Regions from separate parts of the Mus musculus genome. Here region 1 is linked to region 2. The links are chromatin contacts, found by Hi-C or POLR2A ChIA-PET in ENCODE. All regions are on one chromosome and are shown on one strand. The core of a region is the stretch at or near the end of the contact, and the rest is flanking DNA. Distances in the headings are between cores, read along the strand shown. Region 1 holds the start of Atg16l1 (autophagy related 16-like 1 (S. cerevisiae)). Region 2 holds the start of Gm33470 (a long non-coding RNA gene).

Region 1 (5,600 bases), core at 212-2,711, 34 kb before region 2:
TTCCTGGGCTACATTAATAGCCATTGCTCTCCCAGAGTGCAAGGAAGCAACACACCAGAGACAGCGTCCCTTTCCTGCTCTCCTTTTAAAGGGCTAAGTGCTGAGAAAGAGCCATTCCTCAGGAGAGCCAACAAAGGCAAATGCACAAGTGTCTTAAAACCAATGTCTAACCTCAGCCCCAACATTAACCCATACTGCAACTTCATCATCGTTGGCCTTGGTGCTTCATAAAAATTTAACATGAAACAATACATGCCAATTACTTAAAATGCTCAAACGTGTGTGCAAATCGAACCACTCAGGAAGCATAAAAAAAGTATGGGACTATTTTATCTTCTGTCATTTATACTGACTTAATTAGTCTGGAGTGTTTTTGATTGTCAAGTACATCCCCAGATGATTCTAACGTGTAAATAACTACTGATTTATCCCCATCAGAATGCAAATAGCAGTACTACGATTTCAAATCCCACTACCCGCAAAAACTTAGGAAGACTATGCCCAGGCTATCTCAGGAAGCAGATGGAACCTCAGGATCGAGGAGTGTCAACGCATTCGTTCAAATGTGAAACAGATTGGCTAAATTGGGAACACGAGGCACGAAAATGATCGTTGAGAACCCGCCTTAAGAATACAAGATACTTTCGATCCTTAAAATTCGCAAAGAGCGGCGAAGAGACCACTCTTTTTTTCTCACTTAAGGCTTTCAATAATAGCAAATGACCCAGTGGACAAATCCTAAAACTCAAATGTGTACCAACAATATGGAGAGGCCTGAGAAGTCAAAAACCACTAGTTCCACAGCATTCCGAAGAGAACGTCCATCTCTCGAGTTAATGCGTAAAGTCAATCTCTGTCTTGAACTCGATTCCTTAAACACGACGTTTTTGGAGCCTGACTACCTAAGTGCATCGGCGCCGCCTGGGTTATCGAGATTTACAACTGCAAACGATGTCTGTGGAAAGAACCTGGAAAAGGGGAACCCTCCATGATCGCGCCTAAGGTTTAAGCCAAAGAAGGAAGGTAAGCAACGAAAGGGCTCGAGACGTGCGGGACGCCAGGTCCCCGACGAGGCCGCCATGCGCGCGGGCGGAGCCGGGGTTCTCGCTGCCACGGCGCGTTCCACTCCCCGCCCCGGGCCCGCGCGTGCCGCTCACACTGCAGAATGATCTCCTCGAACGCCTGCCTCTGCAGTCGGTCCCGGCGCCTCAGTTCCTCCGCGATGTGACGCTTCCAGCGGGGAAAGTCTGCGGCGCGCAGGCCCGACGACATGCCGAACGCTGCCCCGGCGCCTCAGGGCGGCCGATCCGTGCCGACACTGGGGGGCTGCAGGCTGCAGCGTGCTGCCAGCCGCCAGCGAACAGAAGCCGGCCGCCGGAACCTCACCTTCCCACACAGGGCACCCGGAGGCGATCCGGGAAGATTTTCCGGTCTCTGCCGGAAATTATTCTGGAGAAGGCCGGAAGGCCCGCCTCGTAGCCCGACGTCCTAGGCCGCGCGCAAGCTCCCGGCCGAGACTTCGCGGGACGCTCTCAAATGACGCAACCTTGAAGCCGGAAGCGTCGGTGATGAGAGGCAGCCGCTGGGAGGCACCCTGGCTTCGCGGAAGAAGACAGGAAATGGGGTGGTTTTGTCCGGGGGTGTCTGTTTCCTTCCTCCTTTTACATTGTGTGTGCATCTTTTTTTTTTTTTTTTTTTTTTTTTTTTTAATTTCAGCTCAGAAGTGGGAGCTCCCCTGTGTATAGTGAATGATTGTCGTTGAGTGACAACCTCCCTAAGTATTAGGTGCCTAACCTGTAAAATGGGGGTAGTAATGGTATTTAACCGGAAGGTGAAAAGCCGTGAAATGTAATTTCTCTCTGCTGCATGGCAAAACTGTCTTCACATAGACAACTGCGTCCCTCCAAGACCTACGCAAACTGAATTTTAGCTCATGCCTGTGTGTGCCTTCAAGGCTGATCTCAAACACCTAGACTCAAACCATCTTTTTGGTCTTTTGGTTACTACGCTCTCAAAGGATATGAATCAATTGAGAGACACAGTTTAAAGAGAAATTTAGCAAAGTAAACACGCCAAAGAGAGGAGTGGATTTTTTTTTAAAAGATATCTTTGTTGGGGATTTATTTTTTTTTCTTAATGAAAAGGAGGTGAGTAGCATAATTCATGGAGTAAGGCCACCCATTTCTCTCTCAAAACAAGGAAGATTGGTTCAACCTTTTAGGGTACTTCTGGTTTTCCAGAAAAGCCCACAGGTTGAGGCTGGAGGAATGCAGACTGTAAACTCATACACACACATACTCACACACACACACTCGCCGTGGAGCCTTGGGTAGTATTATTATCACTTTTTTTTTTTTTTTGAGATTCACAATTTTTCTTTATATACATTTCAAATGCTATCCGGAAAGTTCCCTATACCCTCCCCCCGCCCTGCTCCCATACCCACCCACTCCCACTTCTTGGCCCTGGCATTCCCCTGAATTGGGGCAAATAAAGTTTGCAATACCAAGGGGCCTCTCTTCCCAGTGATGGCCGACTAGGCCATCTTCTGCTACATATGCAGCTAGAGATACAAACTCTGGGGGTACTGGTTAGTTCATATTGTTGTTCCACCTATAGGGTTGCAAACCCCTTCAGCTCCTTGTATGCTCTCTCTAGCTTCTCCACTGGGGGCCCTGTGATCCATCTTATAGATGACTGTGAGCATCCACTTCTGTATTTGCCAGGAAGACAGTTATACCAAGGTCCCTTCAGCAAAATCTTGCTAGTGTGTGCAATAGTGTCTGAGTTTGGTGGCTGATTATGGGATGGATCCCCAGGTGGGGTAGTCTCTGGATAGTCCATCCTTTTAGCTCCAAACTTTGTCTCTGTAACTCCTTTCATGGATATTTTGTTCCCTATTTTAAGGAGGAATGAAGTATCCACCTGTTGGTCTTCCCTCTTCTTGATTTTCTTGTGTTTTGCAAATTGTATCTTGGGTATTCTAAGTTTCTGGGCTAATATCCCCTTATCAGTGAGTGCATATCATGTGTGTTCTATAGTGATTGGGTTACTTCACTCAGGATGATATCCTCCAGATACATCCATTTATCCAAGAATTTCATAAATTCATTGTTTTTAATAGCTGAGTAGTACTCCATTGTGTAAATTATCACATTTTCTGTATACATTCCTCTGTTGAGGGACATCTGGGTTCTTTCCAGCTTCTGGCTATTATAAATAAGGCTGCTATGAACATAGTGGAGCATGTGTTCTTATTACCAGTTGGAACATCTTCTGGGTATATGCCCAGGAGAGGTATTGCTGGATCTTCTGGTAGTATTATGTCCAATTTTCTGAGGAACCGCCAGACTGACTTCCAGAGTGGTTGTACAAGCTTGCAATCCCACCAGCAATGGAGGAATGTTCCTCTTTCTTCACATCCTCCCCAGCATCTGCTGTCACCTGAATTTTTGATCTTAGCCATTCTGACTGGTGTGAGGTGGAATCTCAGGGATGTTTTGATTTGCATTTCCCTGATGATTAAGGATGTTGAACTTTTTTTCAGGTGCTTCTCAGCCATTCGGTATTCCTCAGGTGAGAATTCTTTAACTCTGTACCCCATTTTTAATGGGGTTATTTGAATTTCTGGAGTCCAGCTTCTTGAGCTCTTTGTATATATTATTATCCCTATTATTATCATTATTATTGTTGTTGTAGTTTATCAAAAGACTCTTACAAGGACCACAGAGACCGCCGCCATCACTGCAAAACGCATGAGGATTTTTATTGATCCAACATGTTGGGGACTTCCCTCTCAGCACGCAGGCCAGAGGAGAGACCCAGAACAAAGAAAGAACACACTTTTTTATACCTTTGTAAGGGGCAGATTTGAGCGACAGGGTTCTCATTGGTGTAGCAAGTAACTCTTTCAGGCATTGGTTGGTTTGTGTAGTGACTAAATAACCCTTTGGCCTAGTCCCTCACTTTTCTTGCCCCCCCATGGTGGGTTATTATGATTTGGTCAGCAAAGTAATGGTACATTTTAAACTTATGGATCAGCTATTAACGTCACAGCTATTAACATCAAGGAAATTCTCGCAACAAGGTCAGGGTGGTTTGTGGTCTTTGTCAGAATTTAGTGTGGGGCAGAGTAGGAGAATTGCTAATCTTGTTATGGTTATTTCTCTGAGAACAGCTAATATTATTTTAGCAGTAGCAAAGTTAGTAATTTTGACTGCTAAAACTATGTTTTTACATTTGTTTAGCCTGGCTCTGCACTTGGCCTGCTTGTATAGTTTGGAAAGTCCTTTTCAGAGGGGGAAGGTACTAGGTGGTCTTGAATTCATTTCGGATATTACAGTATTATCTAGGAGAGATGTCTGGTAGCTTTCCTGATGCTGTACTAGTTTTGTGTTCTGTTTGTTGTTTATTTTCTTTTAACCTGACGCAGTCTGGGAAGAGGGAACCTCCTCTAAGAAACTGTCTCCATAAGATTGGCCTGAAGGCGAGCCTGTGCATTGTTTTCTTGATTAACAGACTGAAAGCTGGGCTGGATGGCTCACTGGGGAGGCAGAGACAGGTGGGTCTCTCATGATTTGAGGCAAGCCTGGTCTACATGGTGAGTTCTGTGATAGCCAGAACCTGTCTCAAAAAAACCAACCACCAAAAACCTAAGACATCTGTTTCATCTCTGGCTCCTTTTTGGTGACCTTTCATGCTCCCGGAAATGATCGCATGGATCTCTGTTAAGAAAGTTGACGTTTTGCTGTGAATGTTGGGCCATGGTTTCACAATTGCTTCTCAAGCTGTACAAAGTTAGGAGCAGGGAATTAAGCTGTCTCCTAGAACCCCCTGCTTTCAGATTCTCTCCACAAGTTGCATTCTACCAGATGTTCTTATATCTGCCCTCTGGAGTAGCTGAGACTATCTATAGTCATGTGCCTCTGTGCTCAGAACCACTGACCTTAGAAATGCCTCACTACCACCACCACCACGAGAAGGAGATGGATGAAAATAGAGCTAATAAAAGCTGTGAACAATGAATCAGAGATTCTGTCCTTCATTATACTCCTAGGAGCCTCAGAAGGCAATCCAATACTAGTAGAAGTTAGAAGGGAGAAACTGATGACACACAGACCCTTAGAAAGATGGTGTACTGTCCGGGTTTATGTGTCAACCTGACACAAGCTGGAGTTATCACAGAGAAAGGAGCCTCCCTTGAGGAAATACGTCCATGAGATCCAGCTGTAAGGCATTTTCTCAATTAGTGATCAAGTGTGGAGGGCCCAGACCATCCCTGGACAAGTAGTCTTGGGTTCTATAAGAAAGCAAGCTGAGCAAACCAGGGGAAGCAAGCCCGTAAGCAGCATTCCTCCATGACTTCTGCATCCACTCCTGTCTCCAAGTTTCTACCCTGTGTGAGTTCCTGTTCTGACTTTTTTGTGATAAACAGCAATGTGGAAGTATAAGCTGAATGGACCCTTTCCTCCCCAACTTGATTTTTGGTCATGATGTTTTGTGCAGGAATAGAAACCCTGACTAAGACAGATGGCTTTGTTTGACAAGCTCACTTGAACAGAAAAATTGGTTCAGAATTGTCTGAACATCATTCCCTTTAA
Region 2 (5,667 bases), core at 2,524-5,023:
AATTTTAGTATGTTCCCCTAAAGTACATTAACTTAAAAAAAAAAGTTAATCTTAGCTGAATTCTGTCTCTCTGAAGAAAAATGCTTGTCCAAAGTCATACAATGCAGCTAATGGGTAATTCAGATAATTCATCGTTGTCGTCGTCGTCGTCATTATCATCATCATCATTTGTGGTGGTACTAAGATTACGTCTCACTACACAGTCCTGGAACTTATGACATAAGTGAGGCCAGCCTCAAGCTTGCACTATTTCTCCTGCCTCTGCCCCTCCAGTGACAGGAGCACAGGCCTGTGTCAATGTGACTGGCATACATTAAACAAAGCTTGCTTACTTCTCCAGATTTTTATCTATAACTCCTAACATAACAAATGGTGCTGTGTCAGCCTCCACATAGTGACTTTTAATGCAAAGTCAGAATTTGAGCTCAGTCTATGGTGGGTTCTTTTTACCATCTCTCTCTTTGCTTGCTTCAGGCTTATGTCTTATGGAGTCAAGGCAGAAATACTTCTTTCCAGCTTTGGAAGCAATGGCACTACCTCCCACCCCCAACTCTAGGCGATGAGTCTGCAGGTAAGAGGGAGTAAGGCAAGGTTACTGGAAAAAAAAAAATACAGGATTGCTGATCAAAATCCAGACAGAAAACCACAAACCTACTGTTTGGGGATATACTTTAATTAAAAATTGTTTGTAGCTTAGCCCAAATTGAATGGGGCTTTGTTTGCTAAACTTGCTGGCCTTTTGACTGTGGAGCCCTATAATGTAGAGCTGTTTGGGTCCCTATGTGTTTCAGAAGGGTTAGCAAAGGTCCAGGATGCTTGTCCTGGGTTGGGTGCTGGGGACAGGGTGGGGAAGACACTAAAGTAGGTTCCTGTGATCCCTCTTCTTTTCTGTCACTACCTCTCTTCTGATAAGTACCTCTTGAGCCTTTCGGCTATCAGCCAGTACCCTGGTTTAGATCTTTTCTGAATAATGGGCCTCTCTTGTGACCACACAGGTCCTATGCGCTGCCCTGGTTCTCCCATCGCCTTACCTCCTCCGGCATCCCTGGCATCCTGTCCAGCTCCCCACCTCCCCTCTCTCCATGGCACTTGGTGCTTTAAAGCCAGAGTTCTTTCTCACCTTAGGGTTTCTGCACCTTCTTCTGTCTGGACATTCTTTCCTAGGTCTTCCATGTTGGCTTTTCTCAAGAGATAGGACATATCTGAGGGCAGTGCTCCTTTTCGGAGATATCTGTCTGAGCATCCAAAAATCTCAGCCCACAGACACAGTAGCAGCAGGAGGGACCAGTTGCTGGGCTTAGCACTGGAACTCTGCCTTTGGGTACTTTTGGTAAGTGGAGCACACATATTAGTCCCTCACTTGTATCACGCGTGGCTTTTCCATGTGCTTCCCCCGCTTCAGGCTGGAGGGCTCTTTGGAGCTAGCTTTCTACTTAGACCATGAGAACTGAGGATTAATGAGCTCCCAGAGACAGCCCTTAATGTAACACTCTTTGGATGGGATAATATGTGTCTGAGTTAAGGTTTCATTGCTGTGAACAGAAGCCATGATTAAGGCAACTCTTATAAAGGCAAACATTTAGTTGGGGCTGGCTTACAGCTTCAGAGGTTCAGTCTATTACCATCACGGTGGGAAACATGGCATCATGCAGGCAGACATGGTGCTGGAGTTGCCAAGGGTTCTATATCTTAATCCAAAGGCAGCCAGGAGGAGGCTCTGGATTACACTGGCCAGATTTAAGCATATACAGGAAACCTCAAAGCCCCACCTCACAGTGACATACTTCCTCTAACACGGCCACACCTTCTCTAATAAGACCACACCTCCTAATGGTGCCACTGCCCATGGACCAAGCACATTCAAACTACCACAATAGGCATTTGCCCGTGCTTCTGTCCACCAGCCAAGCCCAGCTATTCCCTGCAGCCACCTTTTCACGCAGGATCTTTCCCTTCCTTGCCTCAGCTCTTTGCCTTCTACTGAAAGCGTCCTTGCCCTTGAATCTGCTTTCCTGTCTGAACCCAAACTAATGAGACAGGTAGAGCTTTTCATGGCTCAAATTGGCTGCCCTGGTAACTGCAATTATTTCCTCCTCCTCCTCCTCCTCCTCCTCCTCCTCCTCCTCCTCCTCCTCCTCCTCCTCCTCCTCCCCCCCTCCTCCTGGGTATCTCCTTCTTCTTGTGTATTGCCTGTGTGTGTGCATACTTGACTCCTGTGTGTGTATGTGTGTGTGTGTGTATGACTGTGTGTTGTATGTATATGTGAATACAGGCATACATATTCCATACAGTGTATGTGGAGGTTAGAGGATAACTTTTGGGAGCTGGCTCTCACCTTCAGTTTAGTTAAGGCACGGTCTCTCTTGTTTCTGCTGCTATGATAGATGCACACATACTCCAGGCTTCCTGACCCATGAGTTTCTAGGCAGTTCTCCTGTCTCTCCTCTCTACCTCTTAGTGCTGGAATTACAGATGCATGAGCTGCACCCAGCTTTTGACATTTGTTCTGGGAACCCAACTCAGGTTGCTGGGCTTGCTTAAGACTCTATTGTCAGGAAACACAAAATAAGGTATTTAAATCCTTTCTGTCTGACCCTCATCCACAGCCATATCCTGCCACGTGGTCTCCTCAGGCCCAGCACAACCATGTTTGAATGGATGATGGAGAACGTCAACTATGCATATCAAATCTGAGGTCACCAGAAAGCTGTACCAATGGGTGGGTCATCTGTGAGCTGACAGAAACGATCAGCTCTGGAGCCACCACCAACCAGAGAATCAGCAGACATATATTGTTAGTACCTGGACTTCATGTGCCTGTGTGAGTTCCTGTGTGAAGCCAAGCAGTTTTCCCAGAATGGGACCTGGGAGGGGGGGGTAGGTAAATGTGGGGGTGAGACCAGATATTTGCATCATAAAAGGTCTCTCTGTTGGAGTGAAGGCTAAGAGTGAGCTAACTGCCTCATAGAAAGCTTCTAGGTTTTTCCATAGCTGGGTCTCCATGGAAATTAGTTTGCAGCAAGAGAGGAGCTATTTTAAGGACAAGTAAAGACAGACCTGGTAGGCTGGGGTTAGGGAAGGTTTCTGCAGGAGAGAGCTTTGCTCAGTGACTCACTTGGCTCCCTCCTATTGGTGGTTTGAAAGCCACAGTAAAGTATCAGAAATGCTGGACAGAGGAAGAGTACAGTGGCTGCCCGTCTAGTTCCACAGGTGGCCTGGCAGGGCAGCAGCCACCGTCTGGACCAGTGGAATAGAGATTAGATGCAGATATAGTCATTCCAGACGCCATATTATGGTAACAGGAAATCTGGGCTTTGGCTGGCTTTGTATAGCCACGAAGAGAAGGGCAAATTTACATCTGGAAAGAAAAAGTGACTGTCAATGTATAATTTTAGGGTGAAGCATTATCTTAGGGGTGGGGCAGCTTGAGCAAAGCTTGTTAACTGCCCTGCCTTCTTGGTTATGGAGCTCAGTGAAGAAAACTGAAGTGCTGGGTCGGGGGTGGGGGGGCAGTATCTGGCTCTCCATTTCTGCCGTAGAAGGGAGAACTGCATGTTAGAGGGTAGGAATAGGATGGAATGGCTGGAAAAAGAGACAGCTAACTGGGATGGGTCCCGGGAGATGGTGTCCAGAGTCAAGAGAAATGGCCACATGAGTGTGCATGACTGAGAGCCTAGGGGGACAATGATGAAACTTCAGTTGTGGTGTTTCCAGTTTTGGGCATCAGGGGGCCCCAGCTGACCATCCACGCGCAAAGCTAGGCTCTTACTTAAGACAGCCGAAAACGGAGCTAGATTCTGCTGAGGCGAGGAGAGCTCAGAGTGAAGGGACAGGAAGCATGCATATGCCCCGCCTTGCTTTAACTTGCAGAAACAGACCTGGATATCTTCCTGGAGGAGCTATTTGCCGTTCCATGGATGGGCAGCTGCTGGCACCTCACACAGCAAGCCAGCCCACTGTGAAAACGGGGATCACATGCCACAAAGGCAATAGGGTCTTGGTCCTCAGCTCTGGGGTCGCAGGGAGTATGACCCAGGGTGGGTTACCAGGACAAGTGGGCTGAGGAACAGCAGAGTGGAACGTTTACACTTCCCTTGCCTTTCCTCTAGAATATCAAGGAATCTCCTGTTGTGTCTCTACCTTGGTTTACTGTGTCAGAATGCGGGGCCTGGAGTTGGGGGTGAAGTTCTTTATGGGGACCAAGTAGTGAATCTGCAGGAGAGACATTCACCTAAGTAGAGGAGAGGAGCTGTTCTGGAATATTCTCAGCCTGGAGTCTGCCAGTCCACAAGGACTATCATAGCAGGTAGTGAATGGTTTGCTCAGTAACTCTCAAAGATGCTGCTCCCTGGAAGTCTGCTTAGAGCCTAGGCCTGAGGTCTTTGAGCAAGAGATGCTGAATATCTTAAGGTGGAAGGAATGGTGACGTGGGCCATGGCACTTTGCAGGTGATGCCAAGCTGTAACTATGTTGGTTCTCTGGCTGGAGGCTATTCCCTAACCTTTGAACCCACGTCCCGGGGATGGTTTGTATGAGTCTATTGTCTCTAGAATAATCAGAACTGTTGGTCAGGCAATATCAGAGGACACTTGTGAAAGTTGGGAGGCTATAGGACATTTGGAGTCCCACACAGACATATGCGTGAAAGGGGTGATATCACGCTTGTCCGTGTCCATCTTCAGACTGACTTCATGGTGAGGATACCATTTTTCTGGCCATAAGGAACTCTCAGCTTCATCTCCCTGCCCCAAAGTGTCTCTGCAGTAGTTATAGCACAGGGAAGAATTGTAGCCCCGGGTATCAGGAAGATACCACACAGTCAGGAGGCCCAGTTAGAAAGGCACAATTTTATTGGTCACTCAGACTGGGAAACACAGGGGATATACCTACTCTCCTGAATAATCTAGGTCTGGTTTCCTACATTAATCCTGATATATCAAAAAGCAAGACAAGAAAAGATATCACAACCCTAGTCTCCTGGTAACCAAGGACACAGGGTGCACCCCAGAGCTTGGGAAGAAGAGGCTGCACTATTTTGAGAGCCTGGGACCAATGCTCACCTTCCCTGATAGCAGGCTGGAGAACTCAGCCCTTGGGGACTATGGTGGAGACTCTTCCTCAGTACATCAGAAATGTTGCAGGGTAGGGGTGGGGTGGGCTTGGCCCAACTCAGGGTATGGTGATAGCTGCCCACCTCCAGTGGCACGGGGAGTATTTATTGGTCCATAGGCTCAGCAGGGGCCTGACGTGGCTGGCTTAAGTTAAGGCCAGATCTCTTCACTGGCGAGTTAGAGCTGATTTCTGACTCTGGCAGACTTGAAACCCCATAAAAACCAAGAGGATCAGGCCTGTGACAGAACCCCAGCAAAAAGCAGCTTGGATCTCTGAAGCTGGACAGGGCCAGGCTCCTTGTGCCACTTAGCCATGCAGACTGTTCGGGTCCCTGCAGTAGAGCCCGGCCGGTTAGCTCTAAGAGACCGATGGTTTTCTTTAATGCTTTTTAAAAACATCTCAGGACCCACCATTTGGGATTAGTGGGCCTGGGCATAGGGTTCAGGCTGACTGGCACCTCAGCACTGGAGGCCAGCCCGACAAATGTTCATAAAGCACTTAACACAGCACATGGCACCTGACTGTTATTATTATTAATAATATTATTATTTATAT

Evidence for each region. A loop is a pair of places that touch in the nucleus more often than their neighbours do. ChIA-PET counts read pairs that join two places held with the same protein, here RNA polymerase II (POLR2A).
Region 1: a loop to region 2 is called in a map of left cerebral cortex, with 11 times the contacts of the local background. The contact joins the promoter of Atg16l1 here to the enhancer-like site in region 2. A Hi-C loop is called at or near these places in 1 of 37 maps with a recorded cell type or tissue (left cerebral cortex). POLR2A ChIA-PET finds 5 or more read pairs at or near these places in 5 of 5 experiments (Patski and embryonic stem cell).

What each region holds. Positions count from the first base shown.
Region 1 is chr1:87,751,872-87,757,471 of GRCm38, reverse strand. It overlaps Atg16l1 (autophagy related 16-like 1 (S. cerevisiae)), which reads right to left and starts at 1,461. Exons shown (of 18, transcript NM_029846.4): 1 at 1,158-1,461. The coding sequence starts at 1,272. It overlaps Gm33517 (predicted gene, 33517), which reads left to right and starts at 1,726. Exons shown (of 4, transcript NR_157047.1): 1 at 1,726-2,147.
Region 2 is chr1:87,719,669-87,725,335 of GRCm38, reverse strand. Inpp5d (inositol polyphosphate-5-phosphatase D) reads right to left here. Exons shown (of 27, transcript NM_010566.3): 27 at 4,826-5,667. Gm33470 (a long non-coding RNA gene) reads left to right here and starts at 479. Exons shown (of 4, transcript XR_878350.2): 1 at 479-571; 2 at 2,607-3,060. Within about 2 kb of position 3,773, at least 1 of the 3 ENCODE cell types and tissues checked has a DNase peak (open chromatin) inside an H3K27ac peak, as active enhancers do; it is left cerebral cortex, where a contact is called at or near this core.